Regions from separate parts of the Homo sapiens genome. Here region 2 is linked to region 1. The links are chromatin contacts, found by Hi-C or POLR2A ChIA-PET in ENCODE. All regions are on one chromosome and are shown on one strand. The core of a region is the stretch at or near the end of the contact, and the rest is flanking DNA. Distances in the headings are between cores, read along the strand shown.

The links. Hi-C counts contacts between places; a loop is a spot of excess contacts on that map. ChIA-PET counts read pairs that join two places held with the same protein, here RNA polymerase II (POLR2A). Pooled maps may share reads with other maps.
Region 2: a map with no recorded cell type shows a loop between it and region 1 (2.9-fold over the local background). The contact joins two enhancer-like sites. A Hi-C loop is called at or near these places in 1 of 168 maps with a recorded cell type or tissue (posterior vena cava), 3 of 37 single-sample maps with no recorded cell type and 4 of 50 pooled maps. POLR2A ChIA-PET finds 5 or more read pairs at or near these places in 1 of 52 experiments (T-cell).

What each region holds. Positions count from the first base shown.
Region 1 is chr2:47,720,234-47,726,685 of GRCh38, forward strand. No RefSeq gene overlaps it. Among named protein-coding and RNA genes, the nearest start is that of MSH6, 60 kb to the right of the region's middle. RefSeq lists enhancers at 1,247-2,052, 4,012-4,461. Within about 2 kb of position 4,103, at least 4 of the 41 ENCODE cell types and tissues checked have a DNase peak (open chromatin) inside an H3K27ac peak, as active enhancers do.
Region 2 is chr2:48,218,424-48,224,875 of GRCh38, forward strand. No RefSeq gene overlaps it. Among named protein-coding and RNA genes, the nearest start is that of FOXN2, 93 kb to the right of the region's middle. Within about 2 kb of position 3,653, at least 2 of the 41 ENCODE cell types and tissues checked have a DNase peak (open chromatin) inside an H3K27ac peak, as active enhancers do.

The DNA.
Region 1 (6,452 bases), core at 2,853-5,352:
ACTCTATTGCTCAGGCTGGAGTGCAGTGGTGCAAGCACGACTCACTGCAGCCTTGACCTCCCAGGGTTAAGCAATCCTCCCACCCCACCCTCCCAGTAGCTGGCACCACAAGCATGTGCCACCAGACCCAGCTAATTTTTTTTCTTTTCTCTTTTTTGAGATGAGTTCTCACCATGTTGTCCAGGCTGGTCTTGAACTCCTGGCTTCAAGTGATCCTCCTGCCTCAGCCTCCCAGATTACTGGGATTACAGGTATGAGCCACTGCACTCTGCCCAGAACTTTTTTTTCTACTGACTCTGAAGTGTTACCATAGATGATACTGAAACTCATACATTTCCTTGCTCCTCAGTCAGAGCCCATGTTCCCCTTCTGGGGATCCACTTGGCCCTCCAGAATAAGTGTGAAGATTATTTTAAACCGAAGACACTAGAGATACAGCAGATGCAGAAAGAAGCCTTTTTGGAACTTCCTTTATTTCACTAAAAGGAAGAGCCTTCTGGGAGTAAAGTTGCCATAAATCTCCTCTCCAGAGGAGCTCACTCCCAGGAAGAACACCAACCACTCATGTAGACAAACATAAACATCAGCAACAAACTCCCATCTCTTCCATTTGTTTCTCTAAAAGTCCATTTGTCTTTCCTCAAATGTCCATGTGTCTTTCCCATAGAAGCCTTTCTCTCGCTCTCTTTTCCTTATTAGGTTGAGATCAATGAGCTTCTTTATCTGAACGTTCCTGCATGCATATAAATAAAACTTGTTTTCTTTTTCTTTTTTTTTTTTTTTTTTGAGACTGAGTCTCGCTCTGTCGCCCAGGCTGGAGTGTAGTGGCGCGATCTCAGCTCACTGCAACCTTTGAACCTACCGGGTTCAAGCAATTCTCTGCCTCAGCCTCCCTAGTAGCTGGGATTATAGGCGCCCGCCACCACGCCTGGCTAATTTTTTTGTATTTTTAGTAGAGGCGGGGTTTCATCATGTTGGCCAGCCTAGTCTTGAACTCCTGACCTCGTGATTCACCTACCTCGGCCTCCCAAAGTGCTGTGATTACAGGTGTGAGCCACCGTACCCAGCCAACTTGTTTTCTTTTTCTGTTTTGTTTTTGAGAGAGGCTTTTGCTCTGCTGCCCAGGCTGGAGTGCAGTGGCACAATCATGGCTCGCTGCAGCCTCAACCTCCTGGGCTTAAGCAATCCTTCTACCGCAGCATCCTGCATAGCTGACACTACAGACGCATGCCACCATGCCTGGCTAATTATGGGATCTCACTTTGTTGCCCAGGCTGGTCTTGAACCCCTGGGCTGAAGCGATCCTCCCACCTTAGCCTCCCAAAATGCCAGGATTAAAGGCGTGAGCCACCTCGCCCGGCCAAACTTGTTTTATTTTTGCCTGTTTATCTGTCTATTGTCAGTTAATTTGCGGGCCCCTGATCATTGGACCTAAGTCCTCAGTAGAGAAAAAGATTTTTATCCCATAAACCTTCCATACGGAGTTTTTAACTAAGCCTGGTTAACAAATTTTCTTTTTCTTTCTTTTTTTTTTTTTAATTGATCATTCTTGGGCGTTTCTCGCAGAGGGGGATTTGGCAGGGTCACAGGACAATAGTGGAGGGAAGGTCAGCAGATAAACAAGTGAACAAAGGTCTCTGGTTTTCCTAGGCAGAGGACCCTGCGGCCTTCCGCAGTGTTTGTGTCCCTGGGTATTTGAGATTAGGGAGTGGTGATGACTCTTAACGAGCATGCTGCCTTCAAGCATCTGTTTAACAAAGCACATCTTGCACCGCCCTTAATCCATTCACTGGTTAACAAATTTTCAAGCCAATGGGGAAAACAGCAAATTACAAGGGGAGAAAGAGATGATTTCAGGCAGAAGCCTTCCTTCAACTTCATTGTGACGGATGACAACCTAGCGTTGGAAGGAGAGAAAAAAAAATCCATTTAAAAAAATAAAAAAGCCAGGCATGGTGGCTCACGCCTGTAATCCCAGCACGGAGGCCGAGGCAGGAGGACCCCTTGAAGTCAGGAGTTCAAGACCAGCCTGGCCAACATGGTGAAACCCCGTCTCTACTAAAAATACAAAAATTAGCTGGGCATGGTGGTGCGTGCCTGTAATCCCAGCTACTGAGGAGGCTGATGTGCGAGAATCGCTTGAACCCAGGAGGTAGAGGTTGCAATGAGCTGAGATCATGCACTCCAGCCTGGATGACAGAGTGAGACTCTGTCGCGAAAAACAAGCCAGGAACAGCAGCTTGTGTCTGTAATTCGAGCACTTTGGGTGGCCACGTCAGGAGGATCTCTTGAGCCCAGGAGTTCAAGACCAGCCTGGGCAACATAGTGGGACCCCCATCTCTACAAAAAAATGAAAAATAAAAAAAAATTAGCCAGGTGTGGTGGTGCGTGCCTATAGTCCTCCCAGTTTCTTAGGAGGCTGAGGTGGGAGGATCACTTGACCCCAGGAGTTCAAGTTTGCAGTGAGCTATGTTTGCGCCACTGCACTTCAGCCTAAGCAACAAAGTGAGACCCTGTCTCAAAAATAAAAAAATTAAAAATAAGAACTTCCAAGAAGTCCAGAATCTGCCATTCTGCATGCCTTCTTGGATGTCATGAGAGCATTAGAGTTGCCTCACAATCCAGGTATTTTCTTAATTACAAAAGACTTTAAACCACCCCTCTGTCTTTTGGAGAGCCTTCCCGCTCCTGCAGTTGGCCAGTATTTACAATCAGACTCCGAAGTTTTCCAAGCTGCCATGATCCTTCAAGCTAACAAGAAACAACAAACAGCTGGGGAATATGTCTCTTCAACCTGCTTCTTTGACTTTAACAGAGCCTCACCTGTAGAGAAGTGGGGCCTTGGGATCTGGGAGCTGCTCCAGAACCCCCAACCTCTAGTCCTGCCAGGGAACAGCAACCTATCCAAGCCCTACTACCCAAGAACCCATCTTTCTTGTAAATCCTACACAGAAGATGCAGCCCCACCCTCCAAAACCAAGGGACCACTCAGTCCTGCTGACTCTATCCTCCGAAGCTTCTTGGATCAGCCCCTCCCACCAACCCTTCTGCTATTTCCATGTTTCAGACCTTCAGATGTTCTACCTCCAGCTAGAGCAACATCCTTCTAACTCCAGGCTTCTTCTGGTCCATTGAGATGACATAAGTCACTTCAGTTTACCACCTTCCAAAGACTCCCCATCACCTTCTGGTTAAAGTCCAACACCCTTGAAATGGCATTCATGGCCCTTCATGGAGCTCTCCTGGCCTGCCTGACCTCTCACCACCTCCTGCCTTGCACTTCACTGCGTACAGTCACTACACTGTCTAATATGGTAGCCACCAGCTGCAAGCAGCTCTTTAAATTTCATTATTTGATTTTAGACAGGGTCTCACTCTATCACTGAGGCTGGAGGGTAGTGGCGTGATGACGGCTTACGGCAGCCTCACCCTCCCAGGCTCAAGGGATCCTCTCACCTCGGCCTCCTGAGTAGCTAGGACTACAGGCATGCACCATCACGCCCGGCTAATTTTTTATTTTTTGTAGAGATGGGGTCTCACTATGTTGCCCAGGCTGGTCTTGAATTCCTGTGCTCAAGCAATCCTCACATCTTAGCCTCCCAAAGTGCTAGGATTACAGGCCTGAACCACTGTGCCTGGCCTAAGTTTTAGTTAAAATAAAATTAAAAATTTAGTTTCTCAGTTGCACTATCCACATTTCAAGTGCTTACTAGCTAGAGATTGCATACTGGACAGCATAGAAATAGAACATTCCCATCAACACAGACTTTTACTAGACAGCATTCCTCTAGAAACACCCAAGTGTTTTTATTTTTTTGCACACATCATGCTGTCTTGCCCTGCCAGGTCTTTGCTCATGCCTCTGCCCAAAAGATGCTTTCTTTTATCTTTTCACATGGGTGAGGCTTCGAGACTCAGCTCACAGGTCATCTCTAAGAAGACTTATTCGAATCTCCAGGCTGGGGCAAGTGCTTGGTTCCTGTGTTCTAATAGTTCCTTGTGTTAACTAATCTCTATCTGACCACTTAGCATTTGCTGATACTTCTGTCTCCTCCATAAGACTCTGAGTTCCTCTGGGGCAGGGCCGTGTCTTCGTCAACTCTGTATCCCCAGTGCCTGGCACAAAGCAGGTGTCCTTTGCCGTTGGTCGAACTCATCTGAGTGGAACTGTCAGTGGTGCATGACCATAGAACAGTACAAGTTTAATTGTGTATTAGTAAAGACTCCTATGTAGAGAGAAACAACCTCAACTCAAACCAGTCAAGAGAAAAGAGGAAGTAATGGTTCAATAATTGGGAAGCCCCAGGTTGGTTCTGACTTCATGCATGACTGGATCCAGTGGCTCAACACACGTTACCAGGGCCTGGTTCCCTCCCCAGCTCTTGGCTCTGTTGACTGCCCTGTAACATCCCTCTCAGGCAAGATGACCACGAGTACTGTTGGTCCTTAGTATCTCCAATTTAGCAACCTCAGTGAAGAGAGAAATTCTCTCTCAATTATCTACTTAGTGGTCTCCAGGATGATCCTGTTTGGCCTTGATTTGGTTGTGTGCCCTCCCTCCATGAATCACTGTGGACTGTGAAAAGGAGTAGTTTGTTTGGCTGTGTCATCCTGGCTTACGTGTCTGTTCCTGGGGTGAGAGTGGGGGAGATGAGTATATACGAGCATCATGATTGACAGCTTCACAGGCCACCTGGAAAAAGAAGGCGTTACCCAAAGGAACCAGAAGAATAGATTGCAGGAATAGTGGGAGATAGGGGCTTTACCTCCCACAGGCCCCGCTGCCCATTTGGAGATAGGAGGCAGGGTCAGCTGCTCTCTCAGTGACCTGGACTCCTGCTTGCTTTCTCTTGCCCTTTGTACTTTTCCCATGTAGACCAGAGTCCACTAACCCTCAGATTTCAAGCCACCAATCAGCAGGCTGCAAAGGATCTTGAATTTAGAAGATTTTGCTGGCCCGGAAATACATAGTGATGGAGCTTTGAAAGACAATGGGCCGGGCATAGTGGCTTAGGCCACCCATCACTTTGGGGGGCCAAGGCGGGCAGATCACTTGAGGCCAGGAGTTCGAGACCAGCCTGGCTAGCACAGCAAAACCCCATCTCTACTAAAGATACAAAAATTAAGCAGGTTTGGTGGCGCATGCCTGTAATCCCCAGCTCTTGGCTCTGTTGACTGCCCTGTAACATCCCTCTCAGGCAAGATGAACACGAGTACTGTTGGTCCTTAGTATCTCCAATTTAGCAACCTCAGGAGGCTGAGGCACGAGAATTACTTGAACCCGAGACGGAGGTTGCAGTGAGCTGAGATTGCGCCACTGAACTCCAACCTGAACAACAGAGTGAAACTCTGTCCCAAAAAAAAAGAAGAAGAAAGAAAAAAACTGGCCTCACTCTGGAAAGAACGCTTGTAGAATTTGCCAGCTCTGGTCAAGGACCTACAAGCTGTTGTAACCTTCCTGTTTTTCATGCATTTAAAAAATTAGCTGGGCATAGTGGCTCATGCCTGTAACCCCAGCACTTTGGGAGGCTAAGGCAGAAGGATCGCTTGAGGTCAGGAGTTCAAGACCAGACTGGGCAACATAGGGAAATCCCATCTCTATAATTTTTTTTTTTTTTTATTAACCAGGCATGGTGGAGTGGGCCTGTAATCCTAGCTGCCCAGGAGACTGAGGCGGGAGTATTTCTCAAGCCCAGGGATTCAAGGCTACAGTGAGCTATGATTGCATCACTACACTGCAGCCTGGGCTTCAGAGTAAGACTCTGTCTCTAAAAAAAAAAGAATAGAAAAAATTTTTAAGGTATAATTTACATACAGTAAAATTCACCCTTTTTAGTGTATAGCATTGTGAGTTTTGACTATAGTCATCCACCGCAGTCAAGATGTAAATCAGTTCCCTCAGCCACAGTTCCCTGGGCCCAGTTATAGCCAAACTTTCCCCAGGCCCTGTCCCTGGCAACTACTGATCTGTTTTCTATCCCCATAGTTTTTATTTTTTATTATTAATTTTTTTATTTTAGAGATGGGGTCTCACTCTCTTATCCAGGCTGGAATTCAGTTGTATGATCACAGCTCACAGCAGCCTCAAACTCCTGGGCTCAAGCAATTCTCCTGCTTTGGCCTACTGAGTAGCTGGGACTACAGGCTTGTGCCACCATGCCCAGCTAATTTAAAAAAACAAAAAACAAAACAAAAAAAAAACTTTTTTGTAGATTGGGGGTCTCACCGTTACCATCTTGCCCAGGATGATCTCCAACTCCTGGCCTCAAGTGAGCTTCCCACCTTGGCCTCCCAAAGTGTGGGGATTACAGGCATGAGCCACCTCCCCTGTCCCTGTCCCTATAGTTTTAACTTTTCCAAAATATATAAATGGAAACATAAGGTATGAAGGTTTTGAGTTTAGCTTCTTTCATTTAGCATAAGACAATTGATACATGTCCATGATGCTCTAT
Region 2 (6,452 bases), core at 2,403-4,902, 500 kb after region 1:
CATTTAGCCCAGCAATTCCACTTCTAATAATTTATCCAGATATAATCACTAGTTTGTGAAATTACATATATACATGGTTACTCATTGTTACATTGTTTACAGTTGGAAGAGATTAGAAAGAACCTACATGCTCACCAGCAGTGGATTGTTAAATGAATTATGTATACTCCTACAATAGTATACTATATGTTATCAACAAAAGGAGGAAAATTTATATACTGGTACAGCTTAATCTCAAAGAAACATTGTTAAGTAGAGGAAAAAAGTAAGGCTGAGAATGGTGTATATGGTATGTTACCATGTGAATGAAAAGAGAAATGCAGTTTTTGCTTAATATGCGTAGAATATTTCTGGAAAGGTATACAAGAAAAATGTAAGATTTCTAGACTGCAATCCCTTCCCCAGACCTACTGAGGCAGAATTTGTGTAAGCACTGGTTCTGAAGCTTACTGAAGTTTAGTAACCTTAGGGAGAAAAAATTTGAGGAACATTTTTGAGATCTGCTGCCCTAGTTCCAACAGATAGAATTTTATCTTGTTTTCAAACCAAGTCTACCAGTCCTAGTACCTTAGTTCTAATAATTAGGTTCCTATCCCTATTACCTCATTTTTGTCTCAGTAAACTACTTAGTTCCATCACATCCAATCTCTTCTTCCAGGTATATAGGGGTCCCAGGTCAAGGTATCTGGAAGCAGGATGGCCCTAAGCATGCACAAAGCTGGCCAACAGCTCCTTCCTTACCTTTGAGCTGGACATCCTGGGAAGGAAAAATAATTCAATGGTCAGTTCCAAGGGGTGAGCTAAATGTAAAACCAGAGCCCTAAGGTTTGTGTTGATAGCAAAGTACAGAGATGATAGAGGAGCAGGTTTGGAGGAGGTAAACTAGTGATGTCCCCAGAGGCAAAAGAATTGAAGAATGTTTTAAAGGAGAGTCAGTAAGCAAGCCACTGGTTGGGGAAATTCCAGATCCCTGGTTCTTCCTTCGCTTTCCAAGCATGATTGCCATCACCAATACCCAGCCCTGAACTGAATCACGTGGCTGGGCCCCTGCTACCCAGTCTCAGACTTCCCTGAGCTGCCTACCACCCTGCCTAAATTTCTGAAGGCCTCCGATTCCCACCAATCATGAAGTACATGCATGTACCTCCAACAACCAGCATTGTGTGGCCATATTTTTGGGATGCCTTTGCAGGACTGGATTCACTGCTAGCAGCTGCAACTTTATCAGCTCTCCAGTGAGTCTTCCCCCCATTGATTTGTTCTGGCCTCTAGATCCCAGCTTCCCAGGTCAATACTGTTAACCAAAGGGAACCACACCCTATGGGGCCTCATAAGCTGGTTGCTATATGAAATTCATATGTCAAGTTAGATAGCAGTTTCTGCCTAGAGTGACTTGTCTGTGAAAACAGCTAACCTGAAACCACATAAAAAGTGGATCACCATATTGTTGCAAATTTAATTCAGAGCAATGAACACCAATGGTACAAATATTTGGACAGTATCAGGCCAATACAAGTACAGGCCCTGTTATCAGATGTCAGAAAAAGAGGGCAGGTAGGTTAATGGATAACAACTGTCAGAGGTTAGGACAGATCAAGGATATGTCAGGTTAAGCAATCAGAGTCCTGTGATATATAAATCTGATTCTGAGGCAAAGTCTGCCCCAGATCACACATTGCCAAGGCAGCATGTGATCCGAATTGAACTATGCTCAAAACTTCTCACTCAACTAAACAATTATAGGTGGCTAAAGAGGGAGCAAGGGAGTGGCAGAAGGTTCTAAACCTAATAGTAGGTACATATGCAGCTTGGTGTAGTGAAGAAAGCACTTGACTAGGTATGTAGACCTGAGTATGGTCCTGAACTCCTCTCTATGTCCCTTATTCCAGAAACCTCCACCCTGATCCCAAACCTTGCCCAGTGGGGTCTTCTTGCTTTCAATTTAGCAAGCAGAAGTTTGTTCTACATCAGTCCTCCACCTGACTTTGATGGCCTAGAGTAGGTATTTGGCCCCTTTAGATCTGCTTGGTAAGGGAGCATTCCCGGGATTATTGACAAGCAATCACCATTAGTGATCTTGGCAACACTTCCATTCCTGAGAGCAAATAGCATGTGTCCTTAGCAGCTGAGGCCCCCATCTGAGGTGTTTAATTTCCAAAGGGAATCTTGGTGCATGTTGGGCCTATAGAAACTTCTAGCTAAGAAAAGAGAACCAGTTCTCTATATATGAAATGTCCTGGTCATATAACTACAATGAGACATTTTAAACCAGTTTCTCTTTTTAAAAAAGAAACAGAAATTTATTTTAAAAGAGGAACGAACAGCACTCTGGCTTTTGAGGACTTTACTTTTCCCCAATTCTGAAGGTCCTGTATTCAATCTGTGTATTGAAAACTGTGTTTTACTTTTCCTGGGGAAGTGGCCCCTGCCCTGGTTGTCCCCAAAATGTCAGCAATGTGGGTAAATGCTAGCAAAGTAGCTGTCTTCTGCTTTAGATAAAATTCTACCTGATCTTTTTTCTCCTTTCTCCCTAACACAAGTCAGCAGTTAGCATAAGAAAAAAGAATCCAGAATTTTCTAAACATTTGACACATTAAAAGTCTCAAAACTCATTTGCTGTTGAAATGTTGAGGTTTTTCTACCACAATTCCTTAACACACCTCCCTCCTGACCAGTCATCTTAAAAAGTAACTTTCAGCTAGGCGCAGTGGCACATGCCTGTAATCCCAGCACTTTGGGAGGCCGAGGCAGGTGGATCGCCTGAGGTCAGAAGTTTGAGACCACCCTGACCAACATGGTGAAACCCCGTCTCTACTGAAAACATACAAAAAAAATTAACTGGGAATGGTGGCAGGTGCCTGTAATCCCAGCTACTTGGGAGGTTGAGTCGGGAGAATCGCTGGAACCTGGGAGGCGGAGGTTGCAGTAGCCAAGATTGCTCCACTGCACTCCAGCCTGGGCGACAAAGAGAGACTCCATCTCAAAAAGAAAAAAAAGAAAAGAATAGATAAAAGTAACTTTCATTATTTAACTTCCTGCCTCAGACGTCTTTACATGTCAGGTGTGGTAGCACATGCTGGTAGTCCCAGCTACTTGGGAGGCTGAGGCAGGAAAAATCACTTGAGCCCAGGAGTTCGAGGCTGTAGTGTGCAATGATCATGCCTGTTAATAGCCACTGCACTCCAGCCTGGACAACTTAGTGACATTCTGTCTCTAAGAAAATAAAAATAAATTAAACCTCATTGCTATTTAAAAAAAAAAAAATCTTTAAGAGTGCTCATGTCTTCAGGGTAAAGTCAGATTCCTTACCCTAGCATTCAAAGCCCTTCACCGTTAGGTCTTATTGCCTACTAGTCTCCTAAAGGAACTCATAGTTCAAGCCAGAGAGATCCGATCACTGCTTTTACAAAATATCTTATATGTTTCCTGATCCTCATCTCTGCTTCTGTCATTTTTCCTTCCTTTCCACTTACCCAACAGTTACAATTCTTTAAACACCTAGCTCAAGTCCTTCCTCCCTCATAATGGAAGATTACAGAGCCAGGGAGCTCTTCCTCCCTGCTATATTTGCATCACCTATTTGCTATCTGCTCCCATCATTTGGCGTGTTGTCTTATGACAGGCTTTGTATGTATTTTTAACTTGTTTTCTATTCTGCTCATGTACATATTTACCTTTTCAACTTTGATGTTTAACTTTAAGGTCAAGGATCATATCTACCATTGTATTAGCACATCATGACTCACAATACTTACTAATTTCAACTAATTGACAGTTTAAAGAGGAGGCAGAGTTCAGTGACTCATGCCTGTAATCCTAAAACCTGGGGAGGCAGAGGCAGGTGGATTGCTTGAGCCCAGGAGTTCGAGACCAGCCTGGACAACATAGCAAAACCCCATCTCTAAAAAAATATAAAAATTAGCTGGTCATAGTGGCACATGCCTATAGTCCCAGCTACTCTGGAGGCTGAGGTAGGAGGACTGCTTGAGCCTGGGAGGTCGAGGTTGTAGTGAGCCGAGATTACCCCAGGGCACTCCAACCTGGGCAACAATGCTAGATCCTCTCTCAAAATTTTTTTTTTTTTTAATTAAAGGGGAAAATTTTTTGCTTTCATCTTTTCTTACAACCTTCCCTACTTGCTTTGTATCATGAACCATTCCAGTTGGAAGAGCCAACATTGTTCTTTCTGGTTGGAACTTGTGTGGAATTCCAGGTTTTTGCACAGAAAGGGAACACTCCAGGAGAGAGAGAGAAGGAAGCTCTTGTAGTACTAGGATGGCTATCTCCATGACTTCCACCTTTCATCTGTAGATGTCCTCTCCCTCCATGAGCATGCTGGTGCCTCTTAAACACTCTGGCTCAAGGTAAACAAACACAAAAGGCCTTCCCTTGGACCACCTTCCCACAAAACAGACAGGCTTTATTGGACACTAAGGGAGGCCAAAAGAGAAACAAATGCAAAGAAAAACAAAATAAAGACAGACTCCTCTAATATAAATTTTGAGTCCTTCTAACATGAACTCAATCCCAAGGTTCTCAGGACTTGTCCTATTTTACAAGGCATCTACAGTGTCTATAGTCTATCCTCAAATAATGACAGCAAAAATTTTAGGCATACTCAGGGTCTTGTTTCCTATTCTCCAAATTGTGTCAGGCTGAAGTGTGACATTTTATGACCCACTATTCCCTTTTTGGCCATATGTCCTACACTCTCTATTTGCCCAATGTGGCACATCTATAAAACGAGGATAGTTATAAAGCTGATGTGAGGATTGAATGAGGTAATCCAGGTATAGCAGTTAGCATTCAGAAAGCATTCAGTAAATACTATTCATTACTATTTCACAAGCAAGACTGACAAAACTGACCTGTGGTTGAGAAAAGAGTGGGTTTGGCCAGCTGTGGTGGCTCACGCCTGTAATCCCAGCACTTTGGGAGGCCGAGGCGGGTGGATCACAAGGTCAAGAGATCAAGACCATTCTGGCCAATGTGGTGAAACCCAATCTCTACCAAAAATACAAAAATTAGCTGGGCATGCTGGTGCATGCCTGTAGTCCCAGCTACTCGGGAGGCTGAGGCAGGAGAATCGCTTGAACCTGGGAGGTGGAGGTTGCAGTGATCACGCCACTGCACTCTAGCCTTGCGACACAGTGAGACTCCATCTCAAAAAAAAAAAAAAATGGGTTAGGGACAGGGAGAGAGAGACAGAGAGACATTTCAATTTTAACCCTACTACCCATACCACTCATCTAGGGCACCTCCACCACCTCTTTCTAGTTTCTTCTTTTAAAAACATGACTCTCATGCACAATGACTAAAGAGCACAGCTCTACTCTTTCAGTCCCAAACAACACTTACATCCTAATGTAGTGCAACAATTGTTACACTCAACATAGTAACAAAAGAGTCCATTTTTCTAATGGTTCATTTCTACCAGTCCAATAGTCTCAATATTTTTTCTCACTGTGATATAATCATGCTAATTGTCCCAACTACAACTGTTCCACTCCTCTGTCCTTAATTCAAGACGGAATATCACAAGCATCTCTTCGCTTTCTTCCTGGAATGCTTGCAGAACTCATAAAATTGTTCAAACAGATCACCTTGTGACTTTGATAAAATCCTTTTCCCTATCTGCGCCTCAGTTTCCTCATTTGTAGGTAAGTGTATCTGACAAGATGATCTCTAAGGTCCCTTCCAACTCTCACCTTCTCTGTTGAGAGCTTTGAATGTTGGATTATGGAGTTTACTTAAACTCATAGTCAATAGGCAGCCACAGAAAGAAGTTGAACAAGAAAAGCATGTGATTGAAATTATTAACGACGATATTTAGAAAGAATAGGAAGCACAGGGGAGAGAATTAATGAAGCTTGAACAGGAGAGATGGGTGATATAATGGGAAAGCAAAAGCTTCTCAGGCTCAGCAATCAATTGGATATAGGCAACAAGGGAGGCTGGGAGTCAAAGGATTGGTGATTGGGGTGTTACAGAAACAGAGAAGTAGAAAGAAGTCATGTTTTGAGGGTAACACAATAAGTTCTGTTTTGGACATATTCTATACTTCAACGATTCCACTCCAAGGCATAAACCCCAAGGAAATTCTCGGACCCGTACAACAAGATATGTATGGAAGAAGGTTTATTGTAACATTATTCACAATAGCAATAACAGGCCAGGCATGGTGGCTCATGCCTGTAATCCCAGCACTTTGGGAGGCTGAGGCAGGAGGATCGCTTGAGCCCAGGAGTTCAAGACCAGCCTGGTCAACATAGTGAAAACCTGTCTCTACCAAAATTACAAAAGTTAGCTGGGCATCATGGTGTGCACCTGTAATCCAAACTACTAAGGAGGCTGAGGCAGGAGAATCGCTTGAACCTAGCAGGTGGAGGTTGCAGTGAGCTGAGATTGCACCACTGCCCTCCAGCCTGGGCAACAGAGCAAGGCTGTCTCAA